Regions from separate parts of the Homo sapiens genome. Here region 1 is linked to region 2. Evidence: chromatin loops called from intact Hi-C (ENCODE). Cell type or tissue: heart right ventricle. All regions are shown on one strand. Links, peaks and the distances in the headings refer to the core of each region. The heading gives the core; the rest is flanking DNA. Region 1 has its middle 33 kb from the start of HLX-AS1. Region 2 overlaps LOC101929750 (a long non-coding RNA gene).

Region 1 (16,363 bases), core at 4,370-9,369, 160 kb after region 2:
TAGCATGTTTTGCATACCACAAGACATAGTGACCTGGGGTCTGTGGCTTACTAGAAGTCCTGAACTCAAGTTTTCACCTCCTCTGTGGTCACAGGCTTTTGTAAGAGTTCTTTATCAGTATTCAGATTTATTATTTAAAAGGAATTGTCACTTTATCAAAGAATTTCTCTGATAACATGTTTTACAAATTAAGAGAGGTAGGAATATTTGAGTGAGAAGAGTTTGAGATATCAGCCCATCAGAGAGTTATTAGAAATGAACATAAAGAGGAATTAAAATAGTAAAGCAGGACAAAGATGAACTTTGAGTTGTACCCTACTTTTTGGGAATCCTTCCATTACTAAAACAAGGCCAACCTGCTCTTCATCGGTGATTTTATTCTTAGAGTTATTTTGTACAGCTCCATTTTTTTTCATTTAAAGAAAAATAGTGCTCCAAAGCCATGGAGAGGAAAAGGCTAGGGTTACATCTGCCTCTCAAAGTCCACATATATCCTGTTCAACTCAGCCAATATTTTCTAAGCAGCTACAACAGGTCAAAGATCATTCTAGGCACTGACAAAGCGAAGGCTTAGGGAGTTGATCATTTGCCACACTAAAAGGTCTTTCCTTCTCTCTACCCCAAACCCTATGAGTCTTGAGGTTGTGCTTGGAAGCTGCACAGAACCAGACTAGTGCATCCAAATGGCAATTACCCATCCTGGAACTGTGCAACTGCCTTGTATCCAGCACCATGGCATTCTCCACCTCCAGCCCATCAATGCCACGTAGAATACTTTAGGGTTTCTCTACTAGCTAGGGCAGTTTTTCACTGAGCCATCTACACTCAAGATTGTTGACCATGGAACCATACTTACAAGTCGGTTTTCTGGAGCAGGAATAAGGCAAAGCTTATGTGCCAGTAGAGGAGTCAATCAGGGAAATGATAGCAATGATGTCTCTGAAGAGTCCACTAGGTTCTCCACAATTCCTAGGTCACTCACTTCATTTTCCTTCCCTTCCTCTCCCTGCTTCCTCATTCCCTTTATTCTCTTTTGCTTCTCACTTAACTATGCCTTAGAGGATTTGTGTGTCCCTCTCAGAGATTCAAAAAGCACACCAAAGAGAAATTCTTCAATAAAGAAACGTATCTATTCCACTATTTCCAAATGCATTTCTCTCCTAAGGCCATGCGTAGCCCTGTGGGTGGTTTCTAGAGGTTGCTGACTTGTTTCCAAGAATTCAAGCCAGGTCACTAAACTGGCCTAATTATAACTCTAAAGAAGACAGTGTTTGCCTTCAATTCCCTCTTTTCTCTTCCTAGGTACTGCTCCTCACTTTTGACATCCACCATGCATCAACTCTACCTACATTCTACCCCTGGCTACCTTAGACTCTGGATAAAGAGGACCACCAGGCCCTGTGCTTTCTACCGAAAACTTGATGCTCTAGGCCAGAATTTCCAACTGCAAGCTCTAAGGATTACTTATCTTCGAAAAATTATTAAGGAAAAAAAGAGAGTTCATAGTTAAGTAAGTTTACATATTAGATCCTCTTCTTAGAGAATTTACTCATCACATTCCTTTATTAAAGGCTCTGAGAAGTCCTGTATTAGAAAAACTTATTAAACCTTAATTTCCTAAATGCATTGGACCACAGCCCTCTTTCTTATTAATACCTAATCATGGCAAAAAAAAAAACCCTGCTATTCTGCAGAATACATTTTGAGAAACTGCTGCAGAAGAGTTTTCTCTTCTGATCTTCTCCCCCATCAAATTTCCCCTATTGTATGTTTCATTCTGTCAGGATTAAGTTAGACAATTGAACTAATCATGACATGCTGAGCTAATAATAACAGCACACATTGATTGTCTGTTTGGTACTAGTTCCTGTTCTCAAAAATACAATGGAATAAAAGACAGCAGTCTTCATTTTACAGATGAACAAACTGAGACTTAAAGAAGGTAAGGAACTGCCTTGAGTCTAACCCAAGCAGTAGGTTTTCAGTTGGGATTCAAGCCCCCGATCTTCCAATGACTGTTTTAATACTAGCCATTCTGTAAACAAGAAGTTAATATACTCCCCTCCCCAGAGCTGTTTACATTTTAAAGTCAAAGAGAAAAAATACTTTAATACCAGAAGAATGAAATTAATCCCCACTAATGGGAATCAGGGAAGACTTTCAAAAAGCCAGGGAGAGAGAATTTGGGGAAGTCAGTCTTCCTTTATGTCTTTCAGATCACAGTCCCCTCTCCTCATGAGTGCAATGAAAGCTCTGCCTGCTTGGGCAAGGGAACCTCCTATCCTCCTCCAAGCTAAGGTTGTAAGGATATGCAAACAGCCACATATCTATATGGAGGCACAGCTATGGAATGGAGCTACATAAAAATAACTTTGGATATGCTGATTTGTGGAGCCCACATGCATTGCCATCTATTAATAGCTCAGTTTGTGGTTTTATTCCAGTAGGTTTAAACAGAAACCTACTGTCCACCATAAATAAAATTTTTCTAATGAAAAACGTGGGTCCATGTAATGGTGGCTGTATAATGCCCAACGGAAGATGCCATTGGAATATGGTGCTCTCAAAACCAAGTGATTTACTGTACTAAGTATTTTCTAAAAATAATAATCCTGAGAAATCAGTACCCATTTTAAGTATATATTTGCTCCCAAATGGATGGCAAATTCACCCAAGTCCCAAAATCAGAATTTGGGGTGAACTTCAGTTGAAGAGATTTTTCTGGACAGCATCCCTTCCAATGTATTGTCTGTAATGATAACTTAGTCTGCACTGAAGCAGCAATGGAATCTCATTAGGCTCCAATCTTGTTCTGTTTGTACTTCTCCATCACCTTTATTTGTTTAAGGGGCCTGACAAGGCAAATGCTCCTGATGTGATGTTTACATTGCAGCTTTCACTGGAGCTTATTAAACTCATCGTTACTTCATATAAGCTGCAGATAGGTGGCTAGGGCCAGTTAGTGTTGACAGTAAGTAACAGACACCCTGCCACAAGGTAACATGTTTATATACTCCATTGGATGCCTGGTGGATTTTGTCCCTGTAAAACTATCACAGATAATGAAACTACTATCAGATAAGTGACTATAATAAATGACCACAATTAGGTCTCTGGCTGATGAGAACACTTGGTGGTCTCTCCAGCCTGACTTGGACAAATTCCAGGCTAAGTTCACATGAAAAAAAAAAAAAGAAATCAAAAATCAAATTTAAATGAGATTGATTCAGTAGAACATTACTTGATTTCAAAAGGAGCAAGAGTTGAAAGAAATTGAGTTTTCATCTTTCTTCCCAACTTTTTTCTTTACTTTTCTTCTTATCTTAAAAATAAATGAGTAAACAAATAAAATTCTAAAATCAGATTCTTATAAAATTCAAAAGCATTCAGTATGCCTCCTCCACAAACGTTCCCATGAAATCTAGAGTTGCAGAAAACACCTCAGCACATCTAAGGTTGGGGAAGCTTCTTTAAAAGGAAAGGCTTGTGTTGGGCTGTTACTGCACCCAGAAGAAAAACAGGAGAGACTAAATCACTGAGGGGTCTTGGTGTGGACTTTAATATGGCTGGACAGTCTAGGATCCATTCGGCAGCTTGCAAAGCACAACTGTAATCACTTCTTTAAAGGGTTTTTGTTTACACCAAGCAGGCTCTCATTACATGATGGTGAAATAATAGCACAGAATTTAAGTGCTCTGATGAAAAAAGGTCTTTAAAAGACATTTTTTTTTTGTACGGAATAGTCATTTCCAGGATGACTTATAGATTTACAGTGAGTTTTTTATATATGTGTATAACTTTAGAATGTGCTGAAAGAAGGCTTGTAGGCCCCTTTTAGAGACCTTAAAAGATGATACTAGGCATGTGAAAAATGACTGGCAGGCAAACATGCCTTGCAAAGCACTGTGAAATTATTTGTCATCAGTGACAACTATTTTGTTTATGTCATGTCACACTTGCCTGCCCTAGATACCTCCCCACTCCTCTTCCTTACCATTCTCTCCTCATTTCCCTCCCCTTCCCCATCCCAATGCTCCTACCATCCTCTCAGCCTCCTTTGAAACACAGCTACAGTTTTAAAATTTGGCTAGAGGGAAAGTGCTTTTCTGTAAAGGTATGTTTACTCTGGGGGTTTCCATTTTCATTTGATTTAATATTTCCTAATAATAGTTTTACGGGAAATTACCCTGGATGGTGGATTGATCCCCTCTAGAAATAAACGCTTTGGGAGTCAGGGGTGGGGCGGGGAGGGGGTGATTGATGGGGCTTTTGTATATCCCTGTTGCCAGAAGACCTCATAAACTCAGGAAAGCTGCCCAGGCATCAGTCTGTTTACCTTTTCACGACTTTAAAGGTGATTTATTTGACCTTTGAAAGCCGGGATCATACTTCTTGCTGAAAACAGTGCACACTTCAGCATAAATGGTGACTGTCAAGATGGTGAAGTTTCCAGTTTGAGGTATTTTATCACTTTTTTCCCTGTTCTAATCAGAATTGGGAGTGTCTTCTGGGTTCTTAGTACAAACATATTTGAGGGACATTGTCTAAATATATGGAGATAAGTGTGTGTTTATGTGCCATCTGTACATATAGTTTCCATAACGATTTTTAAAACTATTTATAAATGCCCCGGATATTGGGTCAAGAAAAAGTAGCATGAGTAGAGAAAAAGCTTGAGATTTGAGCTAGGATCTGAGTCTCTCCCTTACCATCTGGTTCACCCTAATTATATAATTTAGCATCTTACAAGTGAGAACTCTGGAGCCGTACCACCTGCATTGGATTCCCAGCTCTGCTCTTTACTCACTGTATAATCTTGGGCAAGACACTTAACCTCTCTGTGCCTTGATGTCCTTATCTATAAAATGGAATCAAAATAGTACCTATACCTCACAAGGTTGATGTGGAAATTAAATGGGTTGAAATGTAGATTGTTTCAACTAATCCTTGGCATTTAGAAAACAATAAAAGTAATTAATATTATGTAAAGGGGGTAAAAGAATCATACATACAACAAATAGGTAATGTCAGAACTAACATAAGACAATGCATATAACCACTTTGTACAAGGCAATCTGCTATTCAAATGCTACTAAACCCCTGAACTAAAGACAGCTCCTCAAAATTTCCATGTATCCCGCTAGTACTGGATGCTGTGACTAGATAGGATTTCACAACTTTTTTAACCGAACTGTGAAGAAATATGGCAGGTCTTCCTATCTTCACTTAACATATGAAGACACTAAAGGTCAAAAATAAAACAAAGTTACTTACTCAATGTCACATAGCTCCTCAGAATATAGTAGTAAGAACATAGCACCCCAGAATACAGCATTAGGAACATTCTAATTAAAATTCTATAGCATAATATTATTTGTTGATGAGTAATGGATAAAGTAATAGCTAGTTGTTCTTCAGTTTTGTAACTAAAGGTTGCTTCCCTGCAGGAACCAGTTTTCCCTTCAGAGAGACTCAACCAGCAGAGGAAATGGTTCCCAGAACAGAGAGAGTATGTCATTAGCCAAGGTCAGTGTTTCCCTGAGATTTAACAATCAAGAGAGGAAATGAGGAAAAGCATTCAACTGCACAAACTGAATTAAGAGAATTGCTTTACCAACTGGTTCTACTTAGGGACATCAGAAAGGATATTTGGTATCAATAAGATTTCTATTTTAAAATGTTTTACGTCTTTTTAGAACTCCATCCATCAAGAAAAGAATGGACAACTGCAAAGGAAATCCATTCTGTTAAAATAGAAGTGGGTTTATTTCCACTGATGATTTTGCAAGCTTTCCCAACAACTGGTCAGAAGGAGAGGGTGGGGATAGGTGAGTGTTCGGGGGACACTGACATCGGGATCACCACACATTTTCCAAGCCCAGTTAGGAGCTTGTGATATGGTGATTCTTTGGAAAACTCCTGGGAGTCTCACAGGTGCTAGGTGGGAACTCAGGATTCAATGAATTGGTAGGATCAAGAAAGCCACATTTAAAGGGCAGAGGGAGCAAGCCTACTGGGGAATCAGAAGACAAGTCCCTGGGACAGGGAAACCATGTTTTTCCAGTCACTGGGATAGGTAGTAGCAATGAGTGGCTGTTCCCTAGAAACCAGTTAGAGGTCATCCATTCTGGGAATCTACCTATCTGCCTCCAAGTCCCCCAGAGCCTCGTCGTTAGAAACTGCTTACAGTCTATACCCTTCCTATGGTCACAATATCCCAGCCTCTCCTGCACCTCTCAGAGGTATCAACATTCATGGGTACTGTAACAAGGTGCCCATCCTTGACCCTGCACATGCCTAGCTCAAAACCCCGTGAACTGAGAAGGACTCTGGGATTGCCCACCAGCCTCTATGATGACAGCGCATAATTTATTAGCCCCTGCATTTCTCTTCAGTACGTGACAATTGCATATGTTCTAAGGGGACAGCTGAAGGCCCATTAATCTTCACCCTAGTGGGGAAGAGACTGATGGTAATTTAATTTAACTGGATGGGTAAGGTAGATATAAGAGACCACAAGGTAAAAATGACAAGATTATTAACTGCACCTAGGGCCGTCTGTTTACCAAGCTGCCTCAGTAAATGGAAGCGGGTTGGTTAAACGTGAACCAAGGTTCAAGCAAGGTTTACAGAGGGGAGTTTCTGGCAGATGTGGGTAATGGCAGGGCTCCACATTTCCAGGAAGAAAGCAAAGGACTTTTGTGGTTAGAAGAGGAACTTGGGCTTCAACCAGCTTAGCAAGCAGGCTAAAGTTTAAAAGGTCAGGGCAAATTCAGAAATATTTCTCTCCTACACCCACAAAAAGGAAACGGTTGAACTTAATCACCAAGGTCCCCCTTTGAGTCCTCCCTTGACAGACCTCCCATTCCAACTAACTCAATTTTTCCTCCTGTCCAAGTTGTTTTTAAAGGTTGAGCTACAGCGCTTTGTCTGAGGGGAGGCAAGTCCTCTGCCACTACCCTCACCAGCCTGCGGAAGGATTTGAGCAGGCTATCTATCTCTGGGGAGCTTTCTATTCAGAAGCCCACACCCAGCAGAGAAAGCATCAAGTAAATGCCTGCAAATTCACCATTCCTCATTGTCAACATCCACCATACACAGACCATTGCCAGAGAGGAAAACCACTTTCCCAGTTCCTGATCCGGCTCTGGATTTGTGCACAGAAATGTAATGATCAGCTTCCAGCTCTTTCCAATGTCCCAGCTTTGTGCCTAAACTGACCCTGGTCCCAGCCCTGTTGAAGCCCTGCCCTTTGCCCCATTTCCATGCCCAAATTCACCATGCCAAACTACAGATCAGCAGGACCACATAGGTTGTCCCATAAGGGACAGTGTTTACATTAAGACACTAACAAGAATAAGTGTTTAACACCTTATGATTCACAAAGCACTCATCTAAAATGATTCTTATTTAGCCCTGTGTCTGGGCAAAGTTACTAATTTCTCCAGTTTACAGGTGAGAAAACGGAGACTCAGAGGGTTTAGGTGTACTAAGGCAGCAGGAAGCACAACAGATATTAGAATCCCTCTGTAAGTACTTATTTTACGTTTTTGTGGAGAGAGAGAGAGATTTGTATACGTGTGTATCTCTCTGTGGCAGACACTATTACTTGCCTCTTCAAAAGTCATTAGCCCCCTTAGTCACAGAACCAGAATTTTATTTAGTATGGCCAGAGATGCACTGGTGTCTGGAAGTGGACCCAACTTCTGGTCTAAGAATGGGCATATGACCCATTTCTGATCTATAAGATGAGAGAGGAAGTCAGCTAGAGGGTTTCTGGAAAGATTTTCCTCTATGATAAGAGGGAAGCACCATGAGGGGAAACTTTCCTGCAACACATTGCTTATTGTCCCCTGCTTTCCATCATGGATTAATGAGGGTGTGATGACCAGAGCAGCTGCAACTTTTTTGCAGTAAAGACAGAGAAGGCCAAAAACATCCAAGAGATGACAACCCAGAGCCCTGTTATCTTTAAGCTGCTAAACTAGCATCAGCAACTGCATTCCACCATACGTCTAGTTGAAGCCATTTTTAGTTGAGCATTTTGTTTACTGGAGGTAAAAGCCCTCCGAGATAATATGCTTCCCCACCAGTTGATGAGAAACTCAAGGACAGAGACTATATTTTATTTATGTTTCAGACCCCTCTGGAATTTAGTCCAGAAGTAGTCACTAAATATATGTTTGCTAGAATAAAGGCAACAAGGAACTAAATGTGTACTTCTAACAGATAGACCTTAGCGTGATGAACTTGTCAGAACCAGTGAAGTAGAATTTTGGGTCTTTGCTGAGATTTCAGTTGGTTCTGTGTTAACATTGTTATTACTGCTACCATTACTCTTCCTTCCTTCCTAGAACTGTTCTCACTATTTCCATATATCTCAACAACTAAAAACATGTTTTTTATAACATTGAAAAAGTAATGCGCTTCTGCAATGAAGATGTTTTTCTTATTTAAAAATAGAATCTCTTAAAGGTGACATTCAAAATCAGTAAAAGAAAGATAAATTATTCAATAAGTGATGAAATAATCTAATAACTATCTGAAAATATCAAATAAGATTCAGTACTACACACCAGAATAAATTCCAGATAAATGACAGTTCACTATATTATAAGGTAAATCATTACTGGACTTCATTAAAAAATCCGAAGAACCTATTAATAAATATTTATATAATGTCAGCTTCGGAAGAACTTTGTATAGCAGAAATCATAAAGAAAAAAATTGAAATATTGACTACATAAAAAGTTACATTTTCTGAATATTAAAAAAACATAAACAAAATTAAAGGAGAAATAACACTGGAAAAAGTATTTGCATATGAAGAGTTAATGTCTTAATTTATATAGGAATCTTACAAGAAATCATGAAAGAAACAACACCCCAGTCACAAATGTGCAGAAGACATTAGCTCAAAATTGATTCAAATAAAATAAAAATACCAACGATTAATACACATATGAAAATATAGAACCTCACTGGTAACAAAAGACATTCAAATTAAAATGAGATCTCCTTCACCACTTTTGCCTATCATATTGGGAAAGATTTCTTTTCATTATTATATCAAGCATTTGGGAGAGGTTGGAAACATGTGCAATTCATAAGCTCCTGCTAGAACCAGAAAACAGAAAATAAAAATTCACAGCAAACAAAATAGCAAAAAGAAAAGAAAACCATAATATTATCGGGCCATAATATTATTTTACAGAATGTACCCTAAGGTAATATTTTTAAGATGAATACAAAGATTTATCTATAAATATACTTATTGCAGCATTAAGAAGTTTAAAAGTTTGATAAACTTTTAAATGTTTGTTAAATGATTGTATAGCTGTTCAGTGTTGCTACACAGCAAATATTGCTACAGGGAAATGCTCCCCACCTTAGTGGTAAACGGAACAAGCAAAATAAGCAAGTCATGAAATAGCACAGGCACCTTCACATGAAAATGGAAGTTGGTAATGAGGTAATGGAAGCAGAGAATTTTTTTGGTGGGGTCTATTCTAAAGTTTCTAAAGTTTTCTGTGAATTATATGTGTTATGTTTATAAACAAAAATTGTTATTTTTGATAGATATTACAGGCAGGGAAGGGTAAGGTAGATAGGAGGGGGGACAAAAAGAGGTATGGGTATGAACATACAGTTAGATGAAAGGCATAGGATCTATTGTTTGACAGCAGGGTAGTGTGACTACAGTGAACAACAATGTATTGTATATTTCAAAATAGAACAGAGTACTTGAATTGTTCTCAACATATAGAAATGGTAAATACTCAAAGTGAGAGACACCTCAAATACTCTGACTTCATCATTACACATTCTACGTATGTAACAAAATGTCACATGTACCCCATAAATATGTAAAATATTGTATATCAATAAAAATGGTTATTTTTATGTAAGAAAAATAATCACAACCTCTCTTATTTGAATACCACTAGCCAAGAAATGTGCTGCTCCCAATAATATTTCAAGTCATAACACATTACTTCCTAGTCACTTTACAACATTGACACATACACCTAACAAAGATAGAGTGCTAATAAAAAGAAGTCGTACTGTATTAATAATAAACTTTTTTGAACAAATTCCGTTAATAAAACTGAGAAAATGTCCATCTCCACAATGGCTTACATGGACACTATTTTGTATAACCCTACAAGAGCCCTCTAAGGGGGAGAATGAGCAAACTGAGGCTCAAGGTGTCTAAGTGACTTGTCAAGGGGAGGAAATAATAACTGCCACACCTGAGGACCAATGGCTTCACTGCACACTTTGGCCTTCATGCAAGATTATAGATGAAGGAAGAATGGACCTGAGTGAGTCCCATCACCTGCATGGTTTTCAAGTACTATGGCCCCAGGAACTGAAAGCCTGAGAGCCAATTCCAGTCTCTGCATAGCCCCCAGCCCCTGGCATTGCATATGCCCCTGAAGGGGTCTCCTGGACTCTCTCTCTCTGCCTCTATTCCCCAACTATAGGAAAGCGGAGCTCAGACCTGCCCCTTCCTCTTACAGTAGGGTGGGCCAGCTGAACAGCATTCATAGAGAGCCAGAATGGGTCAGGGCTGAGCATGGTTAGACACAAAGCCTTGTGTAGGAGTCAAGTCAAGCAGGAGATCATAGCTCAGCCAGAACTGCCAAATTGGTCTCCAGTGTCTCATCACCTGAAGCCCTTCTCCTTAACATTATGCCAAGGACCAGCAAGGGAACCTGAAAATACAGCTCATGTTCAGAATCATACTCAATAAAGTTTCTTCTCTGACTGATACCTTAGTACAGAATGATCTGTACGGAATACCAGAATCTATGCAGGATATAGTTTTTTTGTGTTAGCATCCTATCTTTGTTAGGTGCATGCGTCAATTTTGTGAAGTAACTAGGAAGTAATGTGACAGGAAATATTACTGGGAGCAGAATGTTTATTGGTTGTGATATTCAAATAAGAGAAGTTGTGATTATTTTTCTTACATAAAAATAACTATTTTTTATTTTAATAATATTTACATATTAATGGGGTACATGTGACATTTTGTTACATATGTAGAATGTGTAATGATCAAGTCAGTATTTGAGGCATCCATCACTTTGAGTATCCTTCCTTTTGACAGAAAATACAGCAAATTCATAATACGGATCTATTTTTGTCCCGTCTACTCATATGACATAGAGACCCAGCCTAAGACGCAGGCCTTAATCAGACCCCCCAGGTGACTTAGAGCCATTCCACACTTTATCCACCTGGTCAGCAGTACCTCGTATCCTCTGAGGCCCAGCGCCCATGTCGCCTCCCTGAAGCCACCGTCGTCCTTTCTGCTTCTCCACAGGCCAAGCAGATTTCACTGCAGCTCTGACTAGTGTCCCTGAGGCACACAGTCACTACACAACCCCCACATGTTGTGGCATTCACTGGTGTGCTATGATCAGCTGTCTGCTCATCTCTCTTCTCCACTGTGCTCTGAGCCCCTGGAAAGCAAAAAACCACATCTAATTCCCACAGCACCTGGCACAGAGGCTGGTATATGGCCAGTGTGATGCTTCATTGAGGCAGTTAACCCCTTTGGTATGTTCAAGAATCCCTACCAAAAAAGCCAGAGGATAGGAACTCATAGTCAAATGACAGGGAAAAAATGAGAATTGCAGACATTCCTGCTGCAAGATAGAGAACATAACTGTAAAGACTGAATGAATGAATGAATGAACAAATGCATACATACATACTCTCCCTGGTCTGAGAATGACCAAAAACACAAAGAAGGTATTCACCAGAGAAGTGACACAATTTGATCATGGAAACAAAGTGCCAAAACTGGGGGAGGGGGACTTGGGTAGGATATCCAGAAAATTATCATCAGTTGTGAAACAAATTCTTTTAGAGGAAGCTTGATTATTTTGATTATTGAAGTACGACATGAACCAACCCCAGAAGAGGCAGTGCCTGGTGGTGCCATGTCTTCATATTTTTGAGTGAGTTAAGTGGTGGCCATACAACAGCCAAATAATCAACCAGATACAGAAGAGGGTTGCAATGGTGTTATTAAAACCTCCGTATTTCACAAATGGGGAGTTGAAACCCAGAGGAAAGAAGAGACATACTTCAAGGAATATACTCAGTTACTTGGGTCTAGAACCCAAGTCTCCCAGCTCTCAACTCATTGGGAGAGGGAATTCCTTCCTCAAAGTAAAGCAAATGGCAAATTAGAAATTACAGAGAATGTGGTTGCAGGGAAACATACTTTCGGGATATAAGATGCTTTAAAGGCTTTTATTTTTCTTCCTCTTCCAAGAAGGACTGTTCATGTCAGTTTTTCTGCCCACCTACAAATACTTGGATTATCACAATTCAAGAATTAGTGAAGAAGATACCAAATTATACCTGAGGTGTTGTTAGAACAGTTGCTCTGCAATGGTGATTGACTTCATTATTGTTTGTATAACCACATAGAAAAGACATACATGTATTCGTCTTAAAACCAAAGCTGGAGGGCCCAGACCTGATACCAATTCCATCTTCACCATGAAGGATGGTGAGTTTGGGGAAGTTACTTTACTTCCCCCTCAAAACCTAGTTTCCTTAACTTTAAAATGAAAACAATATCTGCCTCATATAGATTATTTCTGATGATTAAATCAAACATTGTGCAGAGGCCTGGCACATGAAAGATACTTGATTAAAAATTAGCTCACCCCTTCCATTTTCCTCCTCTGCAAATTATTCAGAATGTACAATCAGAGCATGAGGAAACTACCACCACCTGGTGTACGGGTCTCAAAACTGCATAAGCGGCAGCAAAGGTGAAAATACAACTTCCACTGAGGAAACTGCAAAATGAAACTACACAAATGACTGAATGCATCATACAAAAAATACAACAATTATTCTGGGATAGAGGCCATTGGCCACTCCAGGATGATGGGTAGAATTAACAAGGGCAACCTTCCTGGAAGAGGTACACCTTATTTTGAAATGTAAGTGGAGGAAAAAGGATGTGGACAGATTGGAAAGAATGAAGAACAATTTTCTGCACAATTGGAAAAAAAGTCGGAAGCAAAAGAGGAAGGTCCTGGTGGCAAATAATGTCAACTGGAACATTTAGCCCAGCCATGCCTGTTAAGCCTTTAGGGTCTTTAATCACAGAAGAACAAGGAGGGAGGACTGGGTGTAAGTCACTCACTAGGAGGTTGCAACAACCAGCTGGTAGTATTCAAAGCACAACATCTCTAACTTGTGGATGTCGGCCTCTTGTTCAGGGCTTGCTTTAATGGACAGGTGTTGGAGGCAGGTAAGATCATTCTAGCAAAGAGCAGTCCCTCCCTGTAGAGCTCCAGAAAGGGTGGAAATGTGTTTCTCCTCAGACATATGGGTAATGGGCAGAGCTCATTGAAGACAGCAGTCCTGTCTGACCCATCTTGGGGATCCTGACAATACCTAACTCAGAGCTCAGTACCTGGAAGAAGCTCCGTACATGGCTAAGTGGATTTTCCCAGCTGGTAGGGATCAGAGGTTGTATTATGCAGTTAAGTTTCTAACCCAGCTCTCTACTCTGCATCCTTACTCTACATTCTGGGATGTGCTATGCCCTCTCTTTCTTCCAGATCTTTAAAGATGTTTCTCTTTATGCCTGAAAAATATTCTAAAGGTCCCAATTGAGACATGGCATCTTCCAAAAAGTCTTCTCTGACTTCCTGCAGCATTCAGTAATTCTCTTACAGTCCTAGCATGTATTACCACATCGCATTATGATTTGTCGTCCTCTTACCTGTATCTAGGTTTGACTCTAAGTTCCATGAAAGCAGAAACAATGATTCTCTTGTTGGTTGCTATTTCCCAAGAACCTAGTACAGTGCCTGGCACATTAGAGGTCCATAACGATTTAAGCTGAAATTAGCAGGATGTCCTAAAAACCCTAATCTGAGTAGCCTACAAATGAAGCAACTCAGGAGGGGAGGTAGCTCCCCTAGAAGTGCCCACCTCAGCTCCCTGAAGCTTGCCTCTGACACTTCTTTGGTCCAGAGTAGTGCTGTCGTTCAGTCTAGCACCATCTTGGCAGGGCCGACTTTGGCCACAATATCTCCACCTGTCATAGGTTTATGGGGATCCAAGTTATCCCACACCTTACACCACACTCTGAGCATGCTTCCATATGTTGAACAGCCTGGGTAACTGAACTGGGTATGGTGCCTCAAACACAAGGCTGACCAAGATAAACAAGGCCATGCACAATAGTTTTCTAGGGAGAGCTCACCCTGATTCTCTAACTCCAACAAAAAGAAGAGAAAATCATGAAGGAATGAGGCATGAAGGATTAACCCTCACAGGACTCAGAGCCCAGAGCCCTAGATAGTCACATTGGGCACTTCCACATGTTCCAGGTGACATCAGGTTAAAAGAGGCATCCAGGATAGCCCTAGAGTGGGAAAGAAGTCAACTGGGCAGTTTTTGGAGGAAAGGAAAGGATTAAAGCAGGGAGAGATGAGTAACCCACAGTGGAGGGCCTGGCAGCACCAGCCAACTATTTGTACATGGCCCCAGGCATTTCTAGCATCAGCCGCCTGCCAAAGTAAATACCTCCTCCCTCACAGCAGCTTCTTCTTCCTCCTCCTATCAGCAACATAAAGAAATCTATCTCCCCAAATCTAGAGGATGCACGATGGTGCCTTCCAGAGGGGAGAGTCTATTCTGAGGTGCATGAGAGATGTCACAGGCATGTGGCAACTGCCAGTAGCAGACTTCAAAATCAACCTGGTTTCTGCAGTAATATTTTTCCCTCCTCCTTAAATTCAGCCCAGTTATTTAATAATGTGAACTCACCCATCATTTGTTTCCCCACAGGGCTTACCCCTCCCTGCAGCTAAGCATGACCTAGGTGGCCCATTTCTCCCAGAAAACCTCCCACACTGCTAGATCACTTGTATTTTGCAGGCACTGATGGTATTAGGCAGTTCTGCTACTTACTATACCCAGGCATCTATACATGGTGGTGGGACTGTTGCAATAAGTGGATTTGGCAAGAGCTGGCTGCTATAACAGAGTCTGGTCCTTTTGAGTTCTTCACTCCTATACTCCCATCCCTTATAACAATCCCTTGATTCCAGATTTTACCTTCAAAAGTGGACCATGGCCTTGGCTGGGTTCTGCCCCATAGACTTCTTATGACATAATTACTCTTGCCCTCTGACCATGAGTCTAGCCAAGCCTGACCCTCATTCTATTGATTCGCCCTGAGTCATTTGTCAACAGAGTGGCTGATTCCCCGTGTCTAGGTAAGCATGGGAGGCATTTCATCAAGACATTTGACACCTTCCTTTGAAAGGTGAATGACAGAACATATGAATACCTCTGATTAACATCTAAAGGCAGCCGGGGCCCCCCTGAAATTGCCCCTCCATGGAGTAGCTCTCAAGTAAATCCACTGTAGGGACCTCTACCATTTCAACTCATTTATCAGCAATTCCATCTGCTTCAATTTGGGGCACTCCATGTGTCTGTGGTTCTGTCATGTCTCTCTGGAGTTGCTCCCTCAACGGTTTCTGGCCTCCATGCATGGCCTAATCCAGGCTGTCATCTTTCCCTGTGATATAGCTGGGGCAGCTGTTGCTTCTTCCTCGATAGTAGAGGGGTGGTTGCCAGAAAGCCTGAGGGGCCCACCATCCAATTTCCATGCTTGGAGCTAAATATGCATGTGCATGATCTTTCCTTGAAACTGGAGGAGGGGACTCAGTCCCTCTACCTTTTACACCAAATTGATTTGATGTCTTCTTAAGGAGTGGTGAGGTCATCCCTGCTCCTATTCAACTTCAAAGGCCAACTTCTCATTAACCTAATTGCCTGACTTTGAGTAACTTGCTTAAATTACCAATTAATGGATGGCCATTTCTGTCCAAACAAAACATTTTAAAGCATTCCCACTGAAAATAAATTGCTTTCAACCATGACAAATGAGTGTCTACCTGCCCAGAATTATTATAATAACTATAGTAGGTATGCTTCTAAGCACTGAGAAATTTGTAAAAGAAAAGTACCAGTGGCAAATTTATATATATTACAAATTGTTGAATCCTTTTTCAGTGATGGAATTTTGAAAAGTTTTTCATTCAACCAAGCTACACTAAAGTATAAAGGCAATTAAATGTCAGGGCTGTAGAGCATTTGTCCTTTGGAGGGGGGGAATCCCTCAGGAAAAGAATACCGAAACTATCAGTAGCCCCTGTTGGCTATATTAAAGCTAATAAAATTACTAATGATACATTCCTCGTCAATGAGGGGTCCCTGCTGTGCTGCTTCTGTCTGCTTTAGTCACAGTGAACAAGGCAGGAAGATTGAATTATTGGCTGGATTCATTTTATTGGTTTGAGCT
Region 2 (16,363 bases), core at 7,591-12,590:
CTGCAAACTAACTCCCTTATCAGGTTTATCTACCTTGACGACCCCATTTGAGTGCTTTTCTCCAGCAAAACTCTCCACCAAAATCACCCTGCATGTTTTCACATCCTTGCCTTTGTTTTTGTTCCAAGCACCCCATTAAATGCATCACCATCCTTCAAGATCCATTTCAAGTATCATCTTCCCCATGAAGCTGGCCTGCCCTTTCCAGGCAGAGATGGTCTTTCTTGTCTCTGGCTACCTTAGACCAACATGTTACTCATCATTCACTATACATTCATCAAGGCTTCTTGAGTTCCTTCATAACAGGGACCCCAGTATTTAGCTCTCCCCTGAACTTAAACAGTACTCTTCATATTATATAAAAAGGCACCTGACACAAAGTTGGTGGAATGGTATTTCTTATTTGTAGCTACATGACAGAGATAGCTAAAAATGTGGCTTCTGGTTGTTTTCGCTAACAGTTACTCATTTTGTACCTGGTTCCTGATTGCAAAGTTATGATGTTTCAGAGTAAAACCAGCCACTTTCCTAAGACTCCAGAAAAAAAAAACAGACTCCTATGAACAAACTGTTTCCAACACTTATGCACAGTAATAACAAATCTGTTGAAAAACCAGTTAGTTGGTACAAAGCAGTTATCACTTGAACCAATAATATTATCAGGTCACACCTTTTAGTTAACAAAACTGAAGACTATGCAGGAAGCTTTATGCAGGGAACTAAGTGTAAGATTCTTAACTGTTGGAGATAATATGTTGACATCATTTAAATTTGTTCTTTCATATTTACTCATTTATTGAATATGTATTGGTTGCATATCATGTGGACAGCACTGTATTAGGTATCACTTTTTCTTCCACTTTTTAAAAAGTTTCCAAAGCTTACTGATGTTGGGGGAAAACCTCGTCCCCAGAGCCTTGGCCTTGAATTCAGAGGTTTCTGAACTGAACTCTGACTGCTTCTAACTCATAGCCATGCCAGTCCACTTTCCATGCCTTCCTTTCCTCATCCATTCACTAAGAGGTGGAGAAAAAAGACAAAATAATTCCATTTGTTAAAAATGAATCTAGGGTCCACTGTGCATAAGAATAGAGCTACAAAGGGTGTATTCGGAAGCAATCTACAACGATCACAGTAAGTACATCTTGAATAAGTCAACAGAAACAAGAACATTTTGAAGTGTTTCAGGAAAAGTAAAGAAATTAATGTAAAATAAATGAAAGAGGAATATTCCCGTGCATCCAGCACCCAGATCCAAAAATAGCGCCATAGAACATTAACAGCAGAAAGGATAGCCACTATCCTGGATTCTAACAGGAGTCTACATATTTTTTAAAGTTTCCTAGCTTATTAGTTAGGTTTTGAAGCAACTGTTTTAGGAAAGTTAGCAAAGAATACCTTACAATCTTAAAGTTATTTTCAAGTTCTTTACATAGGGGTGTGTGTGTGTGTGTGTGTGTGTGACAGAGAGAGAGAGAGATCAGATATGCTTGGATCGCCTTCCCCTGCCCCAAGGATCTGGAAATATGATACATGGACAACAATTTATTTTCCATGGATATATGATTGAGTTCTTTAGCAGAGGTGGAGAAGGAGGTGACATGATAAGAATAATGTCTTAGAGTCTAATTCCATCATCCAAAGGTGTGGGTTGAAATTAGGGACAATTGGAGCCAGAGAGACAAGGGACTAAGCTATTTTTATAATACAGGTGTGAGATGACAAGGGCTGATATTAAGCTAGTGACTGTGGATATAGGGAAGAATGGTTGGTTGGAGAGATATTGCGGGCACATAATAAATTCCAGAGGATATATTGGCAGATGCCAAAAGACAAGATTTCCCAGAATTAAATCCCGATGCTCATAAACTCTGGTATGTTCCTTTATCCCACAGTGTGGGACTGTGTGTGCATGTATCTATGTGTGTTTGTGTGCCTGCAGCTTCACCCCAAAAGATCAAAGCCTAATTACTGTACAAACAGACATAAACCACATGAATACAAAACAGTCTCTGTCAACTGAGAAGTGTTGAGGACATCTTTTTGTAAGTTTCATGCCTCTTAGGTAGAGTTCAAAATGAATATCATCTAATTTTGGATCTTTATTCCAAGGTGAGACAGGATGCCCTGTTTTAATCAAGAGTTTATAAAATTAAAGGGTGTGAGATCACCTATTCTGTTTTCTAAAAAATTGATGTAGATAGATACTATGAATGCTACCACACACACCTCATTCCCATCCTACAGAATATATCCTATACCATTCTGGAGGCCTCTCCCTAGAAGCTAACACACTATGCCAAAACATGCAGTGGTTTAGTGAAGTTAACAGACATCTGAGAAAAGGATGAGACCACTAGACATATTTCCACTAGTAAGAAGAGCCAGGCGTTCCAATGAGACCTCCAGAGGCAGGCATCTGGCTTGGTATTCACCCACCAATCCCACCTACAATAGCACTTGTAGGGTTTCTTCCCATAAACGAGTGTGTTCATTGGCTTCAATTTATGTTTGTTGAAGGAAAATCATACTGCTCAAGTAATGGAAATGATTCTTTTCATAAATTCAATGAACACAACGATGTAACAGTAGATCAGAATCCAACTTAAAAGAAATTGTTTTCTGAAGGTAAATGGAGTCATGGGATTCTTGATAAACAATAAGAAGGTGGGGGTCTAATCGCATCATATCTCAAACTTTGATAAAGAATAACCTTTACTGTTGTCACCATGAAAATTAAAATGCAGAAAGTGTTACTCTCTCTGGTCCTTTTACAAACCATATGAGCAATACTTATGGCCCAAATCTGCCAAACAAAACACATTCAATCCTTAAAGCTGAAGCTCATAGATATATATATATGCTTTATGAATTGTACATATGTGTGTGTCTGCACATGCATGTGTGTGTGTTATCATTTGTTCAGCTGCCTCAGGGGAGATACTAATTCTTTGCCTACCTGACTTTAGGCTGGGCCACATCACTTTCTTTGGCCAGTGGAATACGAGCAGATGTCTTGAATATGCTGTGAGCTTGGTCTTTTGTGTTCCAGTGATCTTCCATGAACAGAACATGCTTTAGGTAATCATTATACCTTTATCCCAGATGCAGGACAAATTCACATGGAAAAGACCTTCACTCAATCTGCAGCCTGAAGTAAAAAATATATACGTGAAGCAAGGAGCAGAAAAATACCTCAAACTATTATTAATATCTCAGAGAAGCCAGGTGTAGTGGCTCATTCCTGTAATCCCAGCACTTTGGGAGGCCACGGTGGTTGGATCGCTTGAGGTCAGGAGTTCAAGACCAGACTGGGCAACATGGTGAAACCCCATCTCTACCAAAAACACAAAAAAATTAGCTGGGCATGGTGGCGGGTGCCTGTAATCCCAGACACTCAGGAGGATGAGGCAGGAGAATTGCTAGAACCTGGGAGGCGGAGGCTGAAATGAGCCGAGATTGCACCACTGCACTCCAGCCTGGATGACAGAGGGAGACTCCAACTCAAAGAAAAATATATTTATATTTCAGAGAAATAAGAAAAATATTGTGCTCATTTAAAAAGCAGGATATTGTATTTGAAAAGGAATATTCAGAGAACAAGAGCTCTTGAAAATAAAAAAAATCACAGCCAAAACATAATATTCACTAGAAAAGTGAATACTTATTATCCAATAAAGAAACTTCCAGAAGTAAAATCAAGAGATAAAGAGAAAACAGGGGATAAAAAGATAAGACAACTAGAAGATTAATTCAGAACATTAAAGGTACAAATAATAGGAGTTTCAGAGAGAACAGAGAAAATATAATGGACCAAATTGCCAAAGAAATAATATGAGGAAAATATCCTAAGACTGTAGTATTGAGTATCCAGATTAAAAAGCACACAAACAGCCCAATAAATGAATGAAAACATCACCACCCAAGAACATCACTGTAAAATTTAAGAACATCAGGCAAATAAAGGAGATCCTAAAAGTTTCCAGACAATAATTCTTGGGAACTATTGGATTGGAAATTAGATTGGCATCTGACTTCTTATTAGCAACTCTGAATGCCATAAGACAAAACAGTGTGAAATACTTTCAGAATTTGAGGTAATTTCAACCTAAAATGCTATGTCCAGGCAAATAATTAAAAAAAAAAAGATTGAAGTAGAACTGATGTTTATACTGTATAAGGTAAGTCAGAGGGACTCTGTTGGAGGATGTTTTCCAGTAAAACAAGGGAGGAAATCAGGAGGGAGATATCTTACATGCTAAGAAGCAGGAAATGAGAGAAATTGTTGGGATGATGGTGAAAGGAGTCCCATAACGTCAACTGTGCAGCAGGCACAGAGGGAAGCTAATTGCAAGTGGAATAGGAGAAGGAGGGCTATGACAGGAAGGTCCCTAGGGGAAAAATTAAAAACTGAAACATTGATTTATAAATGAATTTGAGTGTCTGTAAAAATTATTGATAGAAGTTTGATAGGTCTGTTGGAACATTTAAGAAGAAAAATGTGATTGATAATAATAGAAAATTTTAGAATAGGTAATTTTTAACTCAAGGTGTGGCTGGGAGTGGAGGATGATTTTTAAAAAAGAAGAAAGAAAAAGCAATGAAAAATTATAGTAAACTACTTGACCCAGCATAAACAATATTAGATAAACATGGCTATTGATTTAATCAAAGATCTAATTTAACTGTGAGAAATGGGGGATGGAGAGTTGGTAGTAATACATGAGCATTAAATCCTCAACTGCATTAGTAGCAAGTAAATAATTAATGTCTAAAATTGACTTAGCTTGGCTTATCTGCCAAGCCCAGAGACCACCAAAGCCAAATCCATACAGTTCCCATAAGTAAGCCCTTTCCTGTCTCTTACCCACCTGAAGCTACAAACCTAGAAGGAGTCAAACACAACAACAGGCAAAGATAAGGAGAAGATGTGCCAAACGAAGAAATTGGGAAAATACCTACTGCGGTCTCCTTCTACCGCAGAATGACTGGAAAAACCATGGGAGCTGGCACATTAAACTAGCTCCAGGACAGGTTGAAATAGGCAGGGGGTGATGACATGTTTGGGGGTATAGTTGCTTCCTGTTGGCACCCTTTGGAGTTGTGCTCCATTAATCTTTAGTCTGGCAGCCACGAAAGTGCCCTAAATAGCCAAAGGAGAAAAAAAGAAGGATGAGAGGAGCGAATTTTGCCAAAGTTTCTCTGCACCCTGCCAACACTGATGGCCTTGGGACAGAACTAAGCTAATTGGGCCACAGGGGATAGAATCCAATGCATCCATGTCATTAGCCTTTGGACTCTTTCCCATGATCTGTGGCACATATGGACAGACATGGCCCCACCCAGCCTCTCTCAAGGAAAGAGAACTACCTGACTTCTCTGCCAGACATGTGAGAAGGAGACAAAAAGCAGGAGAGTGGGGCAGCACCTCCATCTCTACCACAGATGAGACTGTGAATATGAAGCTAGGAAACTTCCACCGTCCCTACACCCCATATTATCTGAAGGCTGATCAGGAAGAGTGATGCTTGTATTCTAAAAGCCTGTGTGAAGGCGGGGCTCGGTGGCTCACGCCTCTAATCCCAGCACTTTGGGAGGCTGAGGCAGGCAGATCACGAGGTCAGGAGATAGAGACCAGGGTGAAACCCCGTCTCTACTAAAAATACAAACAATTAGCCGGGCACCTGTAGTCCCAGCTACTCGGGAGGCTGAGGCAGGAGAATGGCGTGAACCCAGAAGGCGGAGCTTGCAATGAGCTGAGATCGTGCCATTGCACTCCAGCCTGGGTGACTGAGCAAGACTCCGTCTCAGTAAATAAATAAATAAATAAATAAATAAATAAATAAATAAATGCCTGTGTGAAAAGGACAGCCCCTTCAGGATGGGACACCGATCTATCCTCGCCTGGTAAGATGGTTAATTTTTTATGCCACTTGACTAGGCTACTGAGCCAGGTTGTGTTCAGTCAAACATTTGTCTAGATGTCGTTGTGAAGGTATTTTTTTAAAGGTGATTAACATTTAAACAAGTAGACATTGAGTAAAGCAGATTGTCTTCTACAGTGAGGGTCAGCCTCATGCAATCAGTTGAAGGTTTTAAAGGAAAAGATTGAGGTCCTCTGAAAAGAAAAGAATTCTCACTCCAGACTGCCTCCAGACTTGAGATTGCAACATCAACCTTTCCTAGCTCTCCAGCCTACTGGCCTGCCCTACAGATTTAAGACCTGACAATCCTAACAGTTGTTGGTATGACCTAAATCCTTAAAATTTTATAATAAATCAATGTCTCTCTCTCTCCTCTCTATGTAAACATGCAAATATATGTTTGCATATATTTATATGATTTGCATACATGTGACTTATATAAATGTATGTGCATGTAAATAAACATAAATTATCTCTCTCATATGTATATCAATATATACACACATATACATATGTGTGTGTGTGTGTGTGTGTGTATAAAATATTGGTTTTGTTTCTCTGGAAAACTCTGACTAATGCACCTGGCATTATGCTAACATCAACTTCTGGAAGAGACATCTGACTTCTTGCCATCAGTAGAGTCCTATGTACCCAATCCTGGAAGGAAAAATTATTATTCAAACTCCAAAGGTTTGATGTTTATCATCAAATCTCAAGAACACCAAATTTAGAAAGAAGCAAAGAGGCAGAGCCCTGACAAACCTGAACACGATGGTGACCCTTACTCCTCAGAGGCCAGCTTTTCTACCAGGGTGGTTCTAGTTTCACAAGATTTACCTCAGTGTAGCTGATTTCAAAAATTGCTCCTTCCAGGAAAATGAGTTTTTGGTATCCTTCTTCATCCACAAGGATGTGGGTTTGTTTATCCTCCAACCTCCAGATTTTCGTTCTTTCTCCCACTTCTCACCTCTAAAAAACAATAGTTTTGAGTACAATCATTGAAAAAAAAGAAAGAGGAGTAAAGAAAAAGAAACAAACAGAAGAGCCATGGGTGTTGCTGGTGGTCATTTGAGAGCAGCACTTAGATCTCAAACCTACCTTTGTCCATCAGTTTCCTCTTCTCAGCCCCCTTTTAATCATTGATGTTCTCGGCTGCCCTTCCTGTAAGAACCTGTTCCAGAACCTTCCTGGGAGACTTCTCCACGGTCATTGGCCACTGTGCTTGAAAGACCTATTTTGCACTAGATGGAATGCTGCTAATATTGCTATTTACTATTAAATTGTGTTGATTTGCTGGGAAAACATTTTTAATAATTTTCCACTGGAAAGTACATAAAAACACAAAGACGTAAGTAAAATTTATTCAAAAACATGAACATGTCACTTTAAAAAATTACACCAAACACAAAATAAAAGGCTTATCAGGAGACATTTTTGTGTATTACTTAGAGTATATGCTTCATTTTCTATACTTATAATTTTATGTAAATATTTTATCATCTACCTTACCACCCAACTAAACCATATGGCTTTAGAGAAAGGAGACAATGTCTTTTTTTTTTTTTTTTGAGACGGAGTCTCACTCTGTTGCCCAGGCTGGAGTGCAGTGGCACCATCTCGGCTCACTGAAACCTCTGCCTCCCGGGTTTAACTGATTCTCCTGCCTCAGCCTCCCAAGTAGGTGGGATTACTGGCATATGCCACCACGCCCGGCTTTGTTTATGTATTTTTTTTTTTTAGTAGAGATGGGGTTTTACCGTGTCGGTCAGGCTGGTCTTGAACTCCTGACCTCAAGTGATCTGCCCACCTCGGCCTCCCAAAGTGCTGGGATTACAGGCCTGAGCCACCGTGCCCAGCTGACAATGTCTTATATACCACTGTATCTGCACCTTGTTATGCAGTGAGCTAAATATATAGAAGTTGCTCAGACAACAAGAAAACACCTGCTGAATGAATGCAATCAGTGTACTTAGTTCATACATTTTTCTTTCATTTCATGTCTAGGCTTCCAATACCTGTTCTGAATTTCATTTGGGAGATTAATGCAGAGAGGCTAGGTGTGTTGCTAGTCAAACAATTCTTTCTCACAAACAACAGGCTTCCAACTATCAGTTGTGTCTCTAATTCAGAAACAGCCCCTCAGTGCTATGAAGACTTTTTCTAGTATCTTGGTCATTGAACTTTCAGGTAAAATAAAGCCAAAGTATATGACAAAATAGTAACCACATTATCTTTCTTCATGTCTGGGCAGTCCCTTCCTGGCTCCTTGGAACTGCTGGCTGCCTTTCCCCTTGATCAAGCAGTAGCAGCAGTAATCCTTGCCTCCCTGGTGAACTTCTCACCACGCCCAGAGCGTATGGGATAACTCCAGAAGGCATAATGAGAAGTTACAGGGCCCAGGGTAAATGTCAATGTAAACATAATTGGAAAGATATTAACTGAGACTGATGGAAGGCTTCCCAAAATCTTTAACATGACCTAATCATAAAGTAACCACCAGATGTTTATAATTACTATTCAGCCTTATTCGCCTCCTATCCACTTTATGAAGGGAAAGGAAAGGGACAGCTACCCACAGCATGGGTGGCTGTGGGCTTATGCAGGGAAAGATGTGACCTGTGTTCCCTATTGGCTGGACCCAAACATGACAAGTCATTCCAACTATGGCCAAAAGTTATTAAGTTCCTGAATGAAAGACTGCAGCTCATGAGTTTCTTCCAGACCCATATCAAAGCCCAATTAATTTAGAAAAAGGAGGAGGCCACTTTCCATCATCGTGTGTTTTGAGGAGCACTAAATAGGAATTTGGCACCAAGTATTTCCTTCAACCAGTTACAATTCCAGATATCTATTTATTAGAGAATTACTTCCTGTGTTCCTGAGGCTTTGGAGGTCTAAAAATGCCCTTGCTATGCATGTGCCTCTCTTTCATAGCAGTCCTCACACTTGTGAAAGCTGGCATTCTGTAGCCTGGAAACCGGAAGTTGCAAGCGAAGTTATGAAGAGAAGAAGGAGAGGGAAGGAAAGATCTTGTTAGTGGAGATAGGGAGAGAGGGTGCTGTAGTGAGAAAGGAGGGCTGGAGGGAGGAATCAAAGGGATCTTTACAATTTAGCTAAGGACTGAATCAGGCAGTAGGCTTTCCTGGGTAGAAACCCTGGCTGACATTATCCTAAACAAATTGATTCAGGAACAGACAACCAAATACCGCATGTTCTAAAGTGGGAGCTAAACACTGACCACATAAGTGGGAGCTAAACATTGAGTACAGATGGACACATAGAGGGGAGCAATAGACACTGGGGCCCACTTGAGGGTGGAAGGTGGGAAAGGCCAGGCGCAGTGTCTCACGCCCATAATTCCAGCACTTTGGGAGGCAAAGGTGGCCAGATCACTTGAGGCCAGGAGCTCAAGACCAGCCTGGCCAACATCGTGAAACTCTGTCTCTACTAAAAATACAAAAAATTAGCCAGGCGTGGTGGCACATGCCTGTTAATTCCAGCTACTTAGAAGGCTGAAGCAAGAGAATCACTTGAGCCCGGGAGGCAGAGGTTGCAGTGAGCCGAGGTTGCAGTAAGCCGAGATCGCCCCAGTGCACTCCAGCCTGGGTAACAGAGTGAGACCTTGTCTCAGAAAAAAAAAAAAAAAAAAAAGGTTGGAAGAATAAAAATTAAAATTTAAAAATGAAAAATAAAAACATGGTATTGTACACTTTAAATGGGCAAATTTTAATATATGTGAATTACATCTCATTAAAATTTTTTATTAAAAAATAAATTTAAAAAAGAAACTCTGACCTGGATTCAAATTTGTGTTTTAGCCCCATTTTACAGATGAAAGAAATGCCGCACAAGGAGACTAAGTAACTTTCTCAAGGTCACAAGGCCAATATGTATGAATCGAGATTGTGGAAAGCCAGAGTCTGTGCTCTTACCCATTCAGTGGCACAGCCCCTTCCACATAAAAGAAAAATGATACCTACTTTTTAGAGTGGTGAGAATTTAATGTAATTTAGGTAGAGCACCTAGCCCAATGGCCATTGTACAATAAGTGCTCAGTAATGAACATCTATAGTTACTTTAGTTAATGATAATATTCTACCAGTCTTTTTCCTACATTGTGTGGGCTGCAGATGCCCATATAGTCCTGCCCCAGGCCAGACCTGCACAGGAAACTGCAAGACCAAACAGGCTTCATTTAGATTTCAGGGGACTACACCTTCCTATGCTTTCTCAAGTTGCTTTATCTCTTTCCTAACTACGGAAATAAACTGAAAGTTACATACAAAAGAAAAACAGCCACCAGACAGGAAAAAATCATTGTCTTTAGCATCCAGGAATTAATAGATCAATTTTGTATTTCCACTGAGAATTTGTTTTTATCCTCAGCACAAGCCTTCTGCTCAGAGCAGAGTTACAGTTTTACTCACAGTGAGTGTGCTGGTAAATTCAGCTTTCCTACAGGAAACGTGAGACTTGTGACAAGGTTATTGTGAAATCTAGACAAGGTTTCTTGCTTCTGACTGCTGTTGGCTTGCAACCAAGGGAAGACCCATCAACTCAACAGTCTTCAGAGCTGACATGTAAACAGGACAATCTGCATATTTGCTAATGTCTCCTCTTGCCATGCCCCTGGGCTGTGGACATGTACTGGTCTGTGGCCTATTAGGAACAGGGTTGCACAGCAGCAGGTGAATGGCGGGGAAGTGAGCATTACCACCTGAGCTCCACCTCCTGTCAGATCAGCAGCAGCATTAAATTCTCAAAGAAGCAGAAATGCCACTGTGAACTGCATATGCAAAGGATCTAGGTTGTGTGCTCCTTATGAGAATCTAATGCCTGATGATCTGAGGTGAAACAGTTTCATCCCGAAACCATCACCCAACCCTGCCCACCTCCCACCCCTGCTCAGCAGAAAAATTGTCTTCCATGAACCAGTCCCTGCTGCCAAAAAAGTTGGGGACCACTACCCTAAAAACCTGAATTCCAAGAAAAAAAAAAAGCAAAATCTTATAATATGAGGTCCCAATGTAGCAAATGTCTAATTGCCTATTTAGCTTATATAAAATAAATTCTTACTGGAAGCCTCAAAATATCCCATGTCAGTCATTCAAATTAGTTGTGATACTTTAGAACAGGACTTCTTTATCTTTAGGATCTACAGATGTATTTTAATGATCTGAAATTGTACCCAAATCCTCTAGGTACCTGTATAGTTGTTTTCGTGAAAGAAGCAGCTTTACTTTCTTAAATAAGATCTGCAACCCAAAAAATATTGAGAATTATTGACATACACATGTACTCTGCACAGAAAAAAATGTTCAAAATCCATTGCTAAATCACAAAAAAAAGTTGCTGTGTATTTCTGTGTTATATGGTACTTTTTTGAAACAACAAATAAATTTATAGAAAAATATTATAAATATACACCAAAAATAACAACAGTGAATATCTCAAGATGTGAATTTGTGAGTGATTGTTTTGTTATGTTTGCTTTTAGCTTTTGTATGTTTTGCATGTTTTTCTACAATAAGCATGTTAGTTTTAAAATGTGGGAAATCCCAGTAAGTGTTATTTTCAAGCTAATTTCAAAAAGCCTTTATAAATCGTAGTCCATATACCCTTCCTTACCATTATTACCCATGTTACTGCCAAATACCTCTCTGTCAGTATTATGTGATCTGGGTCATAAGAATACACACTCCAGTCTAGGAAGGCCTTCCATGGACTGGTCAGATGGCCATTTCTGGGTCGCAAAATCTGGATGGCACAAATGTTGGTCCTGGTTGAGACTTGAAGAGAGGTCATACTTCTGTAAGAAAAGAAGACTAGAAACTTTGAAGAAGAAAAAAACGGAAATAGAAGAAAAGCTGTGTAACCCAGAAACAGCTCAAGCTACACCTTAAGTCTGTGAGCAAGCAGTGCATTTCAGAAAGGTGGATGTTGCCGGTAGGACCTTTCTAACTCTTCAGCTCTTCAGCCAAAGCAGTGAGGAAAATAATGTTTACATCAAATGCCCATTCATGTTTTGTTTTAGTGGCAGAACTAAATTATTCATCCAAATGCTAGAAGGCAAACACATTCCTCAAGGAGAGTCTGGCAAGCTGTCCAGAAGTTAACTTACTGTTGAAAGTCTTGTCAGTGTGCAGGATTTAGAAAATGGGAGCTTTGGGAGATTGGGGATGCGAGAAGTATCTACACTATGGTTGACAGATTTAGCAAATAAAATACAGGATGCCCAGTTAAATTTGAATTTTAGCTAAACAGCAAGTAATTGTGCATAAAATATATCCCAAATATTGCATGGAACATACTTCTACCAAGAAAAAATATTGTTGTGTATCAGCAACCCTAATGCTTAGAAAACAAAGAAGAGCGTATCTGCATGGGCATATTATCTCACTCAAGACAGACAACGTACATACATACTGAAGGGAGGGTGGGTAGAGGTACAGAAAGTCTAGGGCTAAGGACAACTTCTTTCTGGACCTAGAAAAGGCCCCTAGAAATAAAGTGAAGCAATGAGTTGAATAAACTTCTTGCTTTCATGTAAGAAAATTGGGTCTTTCTAATGTTGTACTTCTTGGTTTAATATTGGTTAAACCAATATTACCCCAAAAGCAGAAGGCAGAGAAAACCAGGAAAGTCCCAGGGTACATAGTGTGCAAGCAGACAGCAAAAGGAACGTGCTAAATGGCAAAGGGTAAGTCTCAGAAGTGTTGCAGTTGGGGTTGAAGTAAGTGTTGGTTGGTTATGCTTAACTTTTCCTACAGCCAAGATTTCAGCACTTCATCTGAATACCTTGCACCTTGCAAAATTGTTTTCCAGAAAAAGTGCACTGAAAAATAAAATCATGTTTTTTTAAAGTTAAGGGAAAAGAGATATGTGTTGATGCCTAGATCTATGTGACACCAAATGAATAAAAAGTAGAAAAATATCATCTTCCAGATGTTTCATCTAGGTTATAACAGCATATTTTCACTTTCCATGCAGATGTTTGGCATGTAAATGTAGGCTGTGACTAAGATACTGAAAAGCACTGATTGAGAAATCAGAAAAATGTCATTTTTATATTGTCCACAAACGGCCACTGAAATATTTTTTCAACTTATTTTTGGCCTATCTTAAACATATAATTGGCCATGAAATTACTAGCTCTGTAATCTCATAAGCTAAATGAAACATTGATATGACTTCTCAATTTTCTGTTTTGCTCATGTATATCCCCTTGCTTTGTTCTCTGAGCATCTGATTAAGGAAGTACTCAGTTTCCTAAAGCCAGAGGATTCCAGTCCCACTGAAACCTGCTCGTGCCTTCACCCTCATAGTCTCCCAGTGAGTGCAGTATCCTGGAAATTTGGAGTCTGACAAACCATAACAGCTAAAGTTTGATCATGGAAGCACAGCCACCACAAGTGATATGAAATAAATGGTTTACTGAAGAGGTTAGACTCGACAGCATTGTGGGAACTTATAAAGAAGCCTATGGGAGGCTGTTGCCTTTGCATCTGGCAGTAGCCTTGAAGTCACTAGAGGTCAAGAAGGCTGGCAATCAGGAAGACAAGCTGGACATGAACAGAGAGACAAGACAAACTAAAACCCACATCTGTATCTCATGGCCTCCAACCTCAACAATATAGATAACTTGCAGAAGAGACTGGTGTCCTTTGCCGTGAAGCTGCACAAGGTTCCTGCCATGGCTCAGGACTCAAAGAACTGAAAGGAAGAGATCTGCTGAAAACTAGAGAAGCTGTGGACCCAGCCATTGCCCCACACCAACGAGGTGAACCAGCAGATAAGTGATGACGTGTAAGTTGACACTGTCATGGTGCCTGGCATCCATATGTCCATCCTCTGAGCATAACAGCTGCTGCTTCACTTCTACCTTCCATATCTCATGCAAATTTTTCTTGTGTCCAACTCCAACCAGGGCCCACACAAGGGAGGGGATTTGGGTATGCTGAACCTCTGGCAGGGAACAAAATCTCCCCATAGCGTCAGGCCTGTTTCCCTGTTCTGGCGTTATCTGGCTGGGGGAATTTGGCAGAGTATTCAATCTCTGCAAAACTCTGTTTCTTCATCCATAAGGTTAACATTTATTAAATCATTTGAAAAGCAAATGTGCCAAGTGTTTATTGTATACAAGTGAACCCAAATTGCTACTCATTCTGCTTATATTCTTGTTGATAACAACATCTTCACTGGGACGTTGTTGTTTGGATTTAATAAGAAGGTAAAAAAGAATCTAGCATATAGGAAAAGCTCAATATATGTTATTAACCCTGTGTGCATGCTCATGACATGTTCATTTTTAGAGTAAGCCAACCTTTGGTGCATCTAATGAGTCAACCTTCCCTTGGAGCTTCCTATGCATGAACCTGAAGAACTACCATCAGGGGCAACCAACTCATGATTGTATTCCCAATGCCATTTGCAGTCATTCCCAGATTTTTAAGGAAATGTCTCACTATGCTGTCTTACCATAGGCAATATAGATAGCCTTGGCTCTCCTCTCTTTAGATTCGTACTCAGAGAACTATCTGCTAGTGAAAAGGAAAAGAGTGCAATCTACCAGGCAAAATAGAAAGTTAAGGTATGGAAGGTGCTCACTTTCCAAACAGCTGCTACAGTGCTATTATTAATACTGCCATGGTTATTTTCACGTAGGATATCTAGCACAGAAGGAAAATCAATCTCCAGCCAGGTCTGGGAGGACTCAGAACAGAGCTTCAAGGAGAGCATAACAAATGCCCCAAACTCCTTCTGCTTACTTCACTTAAAGTCTTATTAGTATCATCATTTCCAACTGGGCAACAACCACATCTGCCTCCCTTCTGCTTTCTCAGCCATCGCCAGTGGCAAGTTGGTGGTTGGATATTTTAGGTGGGTTCTATATGGTGGTTTTCAAAATTTTGTAACCCAAAACTTAGCTCTCCCTTCTGCATGGAACTATTGTGATTTAAAATTAGTAGTCAAGGTAGTTCCTCAATTAAGGAGTATTTGGAACAGGGAAAGTCTGCCTGAATAATGTCTGATTCTATACTTTCACGTGAATGTACTCCAACATGTACATCCATAGGTAATTCTGTATTATGGGGGTTATTAAAAAATATAAAGTTTGAAGATATCTTCGAGTCATTTTACCTGCTAGAACAATACTTGTCTAGTATCAGTTAACTGGTCACAAAGGAGAGGTCTTGTCTTACTCTCAACAGTCTCTGATGGTGTCATTTGAACACTGACACATGCAGATATTTTCTCTCTTTCTTTCTCATATGTGGTCTTGTTGAAACTCCACAATAACTGCGTTTGGAATCTACAGTCATATAAATTTAGATCATCATGGGAGATAATTATACTGTGGAAATGATACGATATTTACATGTCGAAAAGGAGTCATAATTCTTCGAAATAGATGCCTGCTAGCTTTCTTAAGAACTCATTTCACAAATTCAAGTTGAAACAAATGAATACATGTTCCTCTTTTTGCTTCCTCTTTTGAGCAATTTTATGATTGAAAAAAAAAGACACATTACCACAATGGAAAATACCTCATTTTTCCATTAAAATGTGCTCTTTTTAAACAGCTATCCCCCCACCCACTTCCCTGTTTATTGGGTTAAAAGGAGCCATTTCTAGGAGACCAAGCCAAAGTCTCAGCAAGGAGGTGGAAAGCTAGGTGCTTGGAAGGCTAGTCTGTTACCTACCCTACACTACAATGACTGTGGCAGCATCAACAACAGCACCAAACCAGCCAGCTGGAAAGTGAGAACAAATCATTCTAGTGACTGACAGTTTGGTCCCCTCTGTGTCCCAGGAGAGGCCAGGCTGATTTTCACCCACAGCGGGAGGCACTGGTTCAATCAGGTCTTCTTGCAGCTAGTGGATCCAGAATCAGAATGTTCTTATACAAATACCACTTTGTGTCCTGAAAAAGAGAGATTCCACATGGACCCAAACTACAGGTGTTTGTACAAGAACATTCTGTGGAATCTCTCTTTTTGAGGATGCAAAGTGCTATTTGTATAAAATGGCTTCATTTCACCAGCAATTTTGATTTCATTTTTCAGCCTAATTTGGGTAAAAAAAATGAAACCAAAATTGCTAATGAAATAAAAACCAATGTTTCATGGGTTGAATTTTTAACTTTTTGTATTAGCCCAACAGCGTCCATCTCTTCTAGTTAAATATCGACTTCTCTCCAGGTAGATATTCTAAAGACAAATGGAAAATTCAAACAAGTATGCTGACCTATAAAATGATGTCGACAAATAGTTTAAAGGGTTGACCAAATACTTTGCTCCTTAACTTGATTCTCTCCTTTTTAGTTAGACAGTTACAGTGTCATCAGAGAGAAAATAAGGAAACTAAAGATTGTTCAGGATTTGGCTCCTCACACTAATTTTATTCTCATGAGTTAAGATTTCCTTGATTCAAAATAG

What was found. Hi-C counts contacts between places; a loop is a spot of excess contacts. Peaks named below come from ENCODE experiments on the same cell type or tissue, not always from the same donor. Only the 100,000 strongest peaks of a DNase experiment are listed, where the experiment ranks them.
Region 1: it touches region 2 in a loop (1.8-fold over the local background); 2 of 110 quality-filtered maps call a loop at or near these places.

The regions. Positions count from the first base shown.
Region 1 is chr1:220,905,311-220,921,673 of GRCh38, reverse strand. No RefSeq gene overlaps it. Among named protein-coding and RNA genes, the nearest start is that of HLX-AS1, 33 kb to the right of the region's middle. In heart right ventricle, for the core only: no CTCF peak of the experiment used is centred there; no DNase peak of the experiment used is centred there; H3K27ac peaks cover 506 bases.
Region 2 is chr1:221,068,610-221,084,972 of GRCh38, reverse strand. LOC101929750 (a long non-coding RNA gene) reads right to left here. Exons shown (of 7, transcript XR_001738479.2): 4 at 6,762-6,893; 5 at 2,960-3,151. Among named protein-coding and RNA genes, the nearest start is that of HLX-AS1, 200 kb to the right of the region's middle. RefSeq lists a silencer at 15,780-15,829. In heart right ventricle, for the core only: no CTCF peak of the experiment used is centred there; no DNase peak of the experiment used is centred there.